Regions from separate parts of the Mus musculus genome. Here region 2 is linked to region 1. Evidence: chromatin loops called from intact Hi-C (ENCODE). Cell type or tissue: left cerebral cortex. All regions are shown on one strand. Each heading gives the region's core, and the rest is flanking DNA. Links, peaks and the distances in the headings are about the cores only.

Evidence for each region. Hi-C counts contacts between places; a loop is a spot of excess contacts. Peaks named below come from ENCODE experiments on the same cell type or tissue, not always from the same donor. Only the 100,000 strongest peaks of a DNase experiment are listed, where the experiment ranks them.
Region 2: a loop joins it to region 1, with 10 times the contacts of the local background. A loop is called at or near these places in 2 of 42 quality-filtered maps.

The regions. Positions count from the first base shown.
Region 1 is chr6:66,534,153-66,537,071 of GRCm38, forward strand. Mad2l1 (MAD2 mitotic arrest deficient-like 1) reads left to right here and starts at 1,069. Exons shown (of 6, transcript NM_001355624.1): 1 at 1,069-1,447; 2 at 1,806-1,952. The coding sequence starts at 1,375. In left cerebral cortex, for the core only: CTCF peaks have their summits at 439 (motif pointing left) and 1,316; DNase peaks (open chromatin) are centred at 380, 1,127 and 1,933; H3K4me3 peaks cover 1,782 bases; H3K27ac peaks cover 986 bases.
Region 2 is chr6:67,046,287-67,049,205 of GRCm38, forward strand. All of the region lies in intron 1 of E230016M11Rik (RIKEN cDNA E230016M11 gene), which reads left to right. Among named protein-coding and RNA genes, the nearest start is that of Gadd45a, 10 kb to the left of the region's middle. In left cerebral cortex, for the core only: no CTCF peak of the experiment used is centred there; no DNase peak of the experiment used is centred there.

The DNA of each region.
Region 1 (2,919 bases), core at 268-2,767:
ATACCACCATTTCTTTCCTCCTCATATGTCACAGTTTCTTTCTCTGATGTATTGTTTATACAACTTCCCTGGCATCTGTTTAGTTCAGGCTCTAAACCTTCTTCTTTCTTCTCCTTGTTCTTTCTTCTTCTTCTTCAAAGATTTATTTATTATTATTATTATTATTATTATTATTATTATTATTATATATAAGTACACTGTAGCTGTCTTCAGACACACCAGAAGAGGGCGTCAGATCTCATTACAGATGGTTGTGAGCCACCATGTGATTGCTGGAATTTGAACTCAGGACCTTCGGAACAGCAGTCACTCTTACCCACTGAGCCATCTTCTTAAACCTGCATATGATAGTATCTCTAATAGTCAACTGGTTTCAAAATGCAGTCTGAGTACCAGAGTTAGAACCATTTAGCATAGTTGGAAGATGTGCCATCTCCTGGACACAATACTACTGTACAATATTAAAACTGTAGCATGAATCCCATATGTAATCGTACATGCTCTGGTATAGGCCTTAAACGATCAAAAAGAAAGTACATATGACTAAAAACTTAAAAGCAAGCTAATTGCAAAAAAAAAAAAAAAAAAAAAAAAAAAAAGGAAATCAAGTGTCTCTATCATTTAAATCCTTTGTGGACTTATAAAATCTATGTAGTATAGAAAAATAAAGACATTACTAAATGATTATTAGTGTGTGTGTGTGTACACAATTTGCAGGGGTTCGCTTCTCTACTTGGTGACAAGCATCATTAAGCTTCTGTCCCACCTAGTTCCCTTCATCATATTTAACAAAACCAAAAACCAGGTTCTCCCAGACTTGAAACTATCCTCGAAGCTGAGACCATGCTTCAGGGATGCTCAGACCACGGGTTTGACAGGCAGGTAATCTCAGGACCATCTCTGGGCCGCTTCTAGGTCACCTCATCCGAGGTCCTGCACAGTACGGACCTTGTAGGTCACCAGGACCTGGAACAAGACGCCCCAACCACTCTGCGCTTGCTCATTCGGTCAGCCAGCGAGGGCGGAGCCAGGGCCGGATACAAGTCGCTTTGGGCGGGGCTTTAACCCGTGGTGCAACTGGGCATAGGGCGGAAGAGCCGATGTGGAGCGGAATGTTGAAGAGACCCGGCTCTCTAATGTGGGAGGGGCTTAGGGAACAAAACGGAAGCCTGAGGCGGCCTTAGGGAGGGATTCGGAGTTACAAAGCCAGCCGGAAACTGGCGACGTAGGTGGGGCTTAGGGCTCATTACGCCTGCGCACCGAGCAACCGGCGGGCTGCGTAGTTATTTTTGAACCGGGTGGCGGGGAATAGCTTAGAAGCCATTAGGGCGCCGTCTGCGGTGAGGTTGGTAGTGTTCTCCGTTCGATCTAGTGATGGCACAGCAGCTCGCCCGAGAGCAAGGCATCACCCTGCGTGGGAGCGCAGAAATCGTGGCCGAGTTTTTCTGTGAGTGCTGAGCGCAGCCCCCGCCGCCAGAGAGAGCTGAGGCTGAGCCGGGCCTTAGGACGCGCGCTAGGACGGAACCACGGATCCTCCCGGGGGCGGGGAACGCTGCACCACCCAGCGCAGGCCTGGGCCTCCTGGAACCTAACGGGGCTGACCTGGGTCATCATCTTACTCGCTCTCTGAAAGCTGGGGTCTGTGTTGACATCCTCTGACCACATGCTCTGTATTTACACTTAGCAAACCTGCGAAGTTGGACATTGCTGGGTTAAAGGTTTTCCGTGTCTTTTTGTGCCTACTCTGCTTTCTGGGAGACTTAAACGTTATTACACGGTTACGGCTTTATTTCTTTCGTTTTCAGCATTTGGCATCAACAGCATTTTGTATCAGCGTGGCATTTATCCGTCGGAAACCTTTACTAGAGTGCAGAAATATGGACTCACCTTGCTTACAACTACTGACCCCGAGCTCATAAAGTATCTCAATAATGTGGTGGAACAGCTAAAAGGTAATCACGTTTTCAGTGTGTGATCTTACAGGTTTGTGTCCCAAGTAACTTAAAGCAACATGCCTTCTCAAATGTCATTCTCAACTGGGAGGAAGCAAGCAATGGAGGGAATCCCCACCTCTTTTTAAGTAGGCTGAATGTCTTGATGTTAGGAATCTTTAAGCTGCTTTAAGAGTGGGTTTTGTAGGTTAACCAGTTGCAGCAAATTGGAAATTTTACCCGATTAAAAGGATTTCGCCATTCTGTGTTTTGCTTTGTAGCTCCCAATGAAATCATACAAAATACCAATTCTAAAAGCATTGCAACTGCCTTTTTTTCTCTTTGAGTTTTATTGTACGTGAAAGGGTGTTGTAGTTTGTTTTAATTGTAAATTCATTAACAGTGTTTATTGCTTTTTTTGTTAACTTCAGTATTAAAATGGCCTTTTGGTGGCCACCTGAACATGGTTAGCTTGGCATCTGTCTTTAAGGCCGTTTTGTTTTGCTTTGCTTTTGAGACAGGTCTCTTTATGTAGCTCTGGCTGTCCTTGAACATGCTATGTAGACCCGGCTATCGTTGAACTCACAAAGATCAGCCTGGCTCTACTCCCAAGTTCTGGGACTAAAGGCATTTGCCACTGTGTCCAGTTTAAGGCCAGACTTCTAAACATGCCTTGCTATTTGTATCCATAGTAGAGTATTCATCAACACTTGTGCAGGTTGGATATGAATTCACAGGCAAAAACGGCAGGGCTTTTAAGCATAAGATCTGCTTTGAATTCTGGTATCTGTGGATCCTTTTACCCCCTGCAGCTCACTTACTTGCAAGGATGATAGTTTAGAAACACAAGGCTAATTGGTCACTCTGTCCAAAACACAGTTGTGGCTTTCCTGATTCTTAAAAGTACAGTTTCATTAATTTAACTTGTAAGATTTTATATGACATAGCATCTTGACTTTTCATAATTATGTAATTTATTTACTTTATT
Region 2 (2,919 bases), core at 124-2,623, 510 kb after region 1:
TTGTTCAGCTCCCTAAAGGGGCTGCAAATTTAGTTCGGTGCTCTGATCAATCTCCGAGTGAGCAGAATAGTGCTTTACAAACAGTAGACCCTTAAACATTTTTTAACTCGGATCTCATGCTGAAAAGATGTATGTATGGGTTTAAGGTTGTGGCAAATGAACTAGAGTTAGGGCTGTATCCTGGTCTTTCTGTACATGCCAAAGTAGAAGCTGTCTTGATGGAATACTATTTTGCTTGTGGCCTTGTTAAAGCACAGAAGGTTGTACATACTATTGCACATTATTCTTCATGCTCCCTCCATGCTGCCCTAGTGTTTTGTTAAATGGATTGTTTTTTTTTTTTTTTTAAGAGCCATCACCTGGTATGTTTTATTCACTAATGATCAGTGATCTCTACTAACTTATGCTGAACTCTAAAACTTAGTAGGTTAAAAAGGTGCTTAATTGCCAAGTTCAAGGCTTATTCTTTCAATGTAGCATAAACAGATTATAATGGTGATGGGTGTTTGTTTGTTTTTATGCTGGGGTCTGAATCTTTGATATGTTCTACCACTGAAATCCCCCAATTCTGAAAAGGTTTTATGGAGGTCCTTCTTTTAAATGGGAGAGTGCAAAAAGATGCAGTGCAAATAAGGAGAGCAAATAATTTTCAGGAGATTGAAAACAAAAGAAATGAAGAATAAAGGAAAGTTAGAGCAGTCTTTATTATAGTTTCAACGTTTACCCCTCTAACTTCAATGCTTTTAAGAAAGCAGTAAACCTTACGCTGTAAGATAACATTATCACACTGTAACTGTCCTGTTTGCACAATTCTGTGCTTCATAGACCATATCAGTGTGTGGCACAGTGATGGACGGTGTTTAACAACATTCTCATGATGACATATGATTTTCCCCATATGTTTTGGTTCAGCTCCTTATAAGACCCAGGAGTGAGCCCAGGAGTGAGAAGTAGTCTTGTTAATCCTTCTGACCACTAAACACAAAGGAGCCATGGATTTTTCTATGCACTTTTAGCTGGAGCCTCAAAATGGGGAACAAGCTGTCCTCTCTATTGTAGGCAGCCTCACTACAAACACATGAGAAGCTGCTTGTAGATGTATTTCATGCTTACATTTCATACCTGGTCTGTATTTAAGGAAGTTTTGAAGTGATGTTGTACAATTAGTATTCGTGTAGGTACTTTGTATGTATAGCCAACTATGATAAATCTAGTTTGATGTCCTTCCAAGGATGTGCATTAGGTAATATGTCCTGTAAGGCAGGTTATTTACTGGCTCTATTCCTCAGTTTTTTCATTTGCCAAATAGTTATTAAACCTAAAAAGAAAAAGAAAACCACAAGGCAGAATTTTCTCCAAAGACAAAATGGGCACACAGCAGAGCAGAGATGTAGCTAGAGTGGCCTAAAGGGAGTGGGGGGGGGGGGGCGGGGAGGGGGGGGCGGGGAAGCATAGGCTTCTACTCAGCATCCACTCACACACATGCATTCAGTGCAGCCGCAGCCCCTGAGATGCACAGTGAGCCCAGCTGGAAATAAGAAGGCTGCTCTCTAAGTCCACTCCAGCTCTAACATTTTGTACTTATTAATTTGTTATTCTATTATTTTCTGCAGTCACTGAAACACACCATCCCTTATCACCGCTGACAGAGAGAGGCAGACAGAGACAAAAAGACACACATACACAGAGAGACAGACACACAGACTGAGAAACAGACACAGTAACAGTGTTTTGGTCTTACAATTTAAATCTCCAAAGAATGGGTCTAAGAATTCAAAACACATTTTTTCACAGCTTTGATATTGAGTTTTCAAATTTTCCATTTCACCTCCAGAGTTCAGTTGAAGCTCTTACAGTTTGCTGAATTAACCTCAACACGTTGACTGCTTCCCAAATGCTATGGTATACAGCTTGGCACTGCATCCTAATAAACAGGCCACACCTGGGAACTGGTGGGAACTCAAACATTGGAGAACATCCACAACAGATGGCGAAACAACTGAGGCCAGGTGGGCTTCTTGTTTAATGACCATCTGGATTAAGTTCAGTTAATTTGGCATGTCTCTAATTATCCCTAGCAACTGGACCCTCTACTCTGTTTTAGAAGTTTAGGTTTATATACTACATATAAACTTATCATAACCAGCCCATCTGTGACCCAAAGCTATACACATGTGGCCTTGAATCCAGCCAGTTCTCAGGTTTTTTGATTGAGCTCTTAGCAACCTTCAAGGCAGTCCTCTCCAGTGCTCTGCCGCCTACTTTTCTCAGATTTGATGACATTTCTCCCTTGACTTTTTGCTAGGTTTTTTAATTAATAAAGAAAGCTTTTTAGACTAATGTAATATGCTTATTTGCACAGTATTCAAAACTCAAGAATGTCTAGATGCATGTAGTGGCAGATGCCTATAATTCCAGCACTAGGTAAGAATAACATTCTTTTTCTAGGGATAAAAATCATACAAATGATATTTAAGAAACAGCATTAACTGAAGTAATATGTCTGTTTAGTACTTTTATAGAACATGATAAAAAGTCATACATTGTTCATGATATGGTCCCATCTTTACAGTTTCTATTTTAACTATATTTGTTCTGATTTCTTTCATCTAAATAAAACACCATGTCTGTTTTCACTTTCTCTAACCTTTACACTGTCGTTGATGGTAACAAAAATACTAGACCTCCCAGTCCGCCCACTGTGATGAAAGCTTCCTCTGAATTTCAGTGCAGCCTTGGCTACAAGCAATATGCACAATCCTTCCTGGATGAAGTCAGCCCTCATGAAAGGAGATTGGACAATGGGAAATGATGTATTTCTGTGCGCTAAAGAGTTGGCCTTGCTGTTATGCAAATATTTCTCATCTGTGCCTCTTTATATACCAAACAATGACTTCCCCCAAATCCACTTTAGAATGG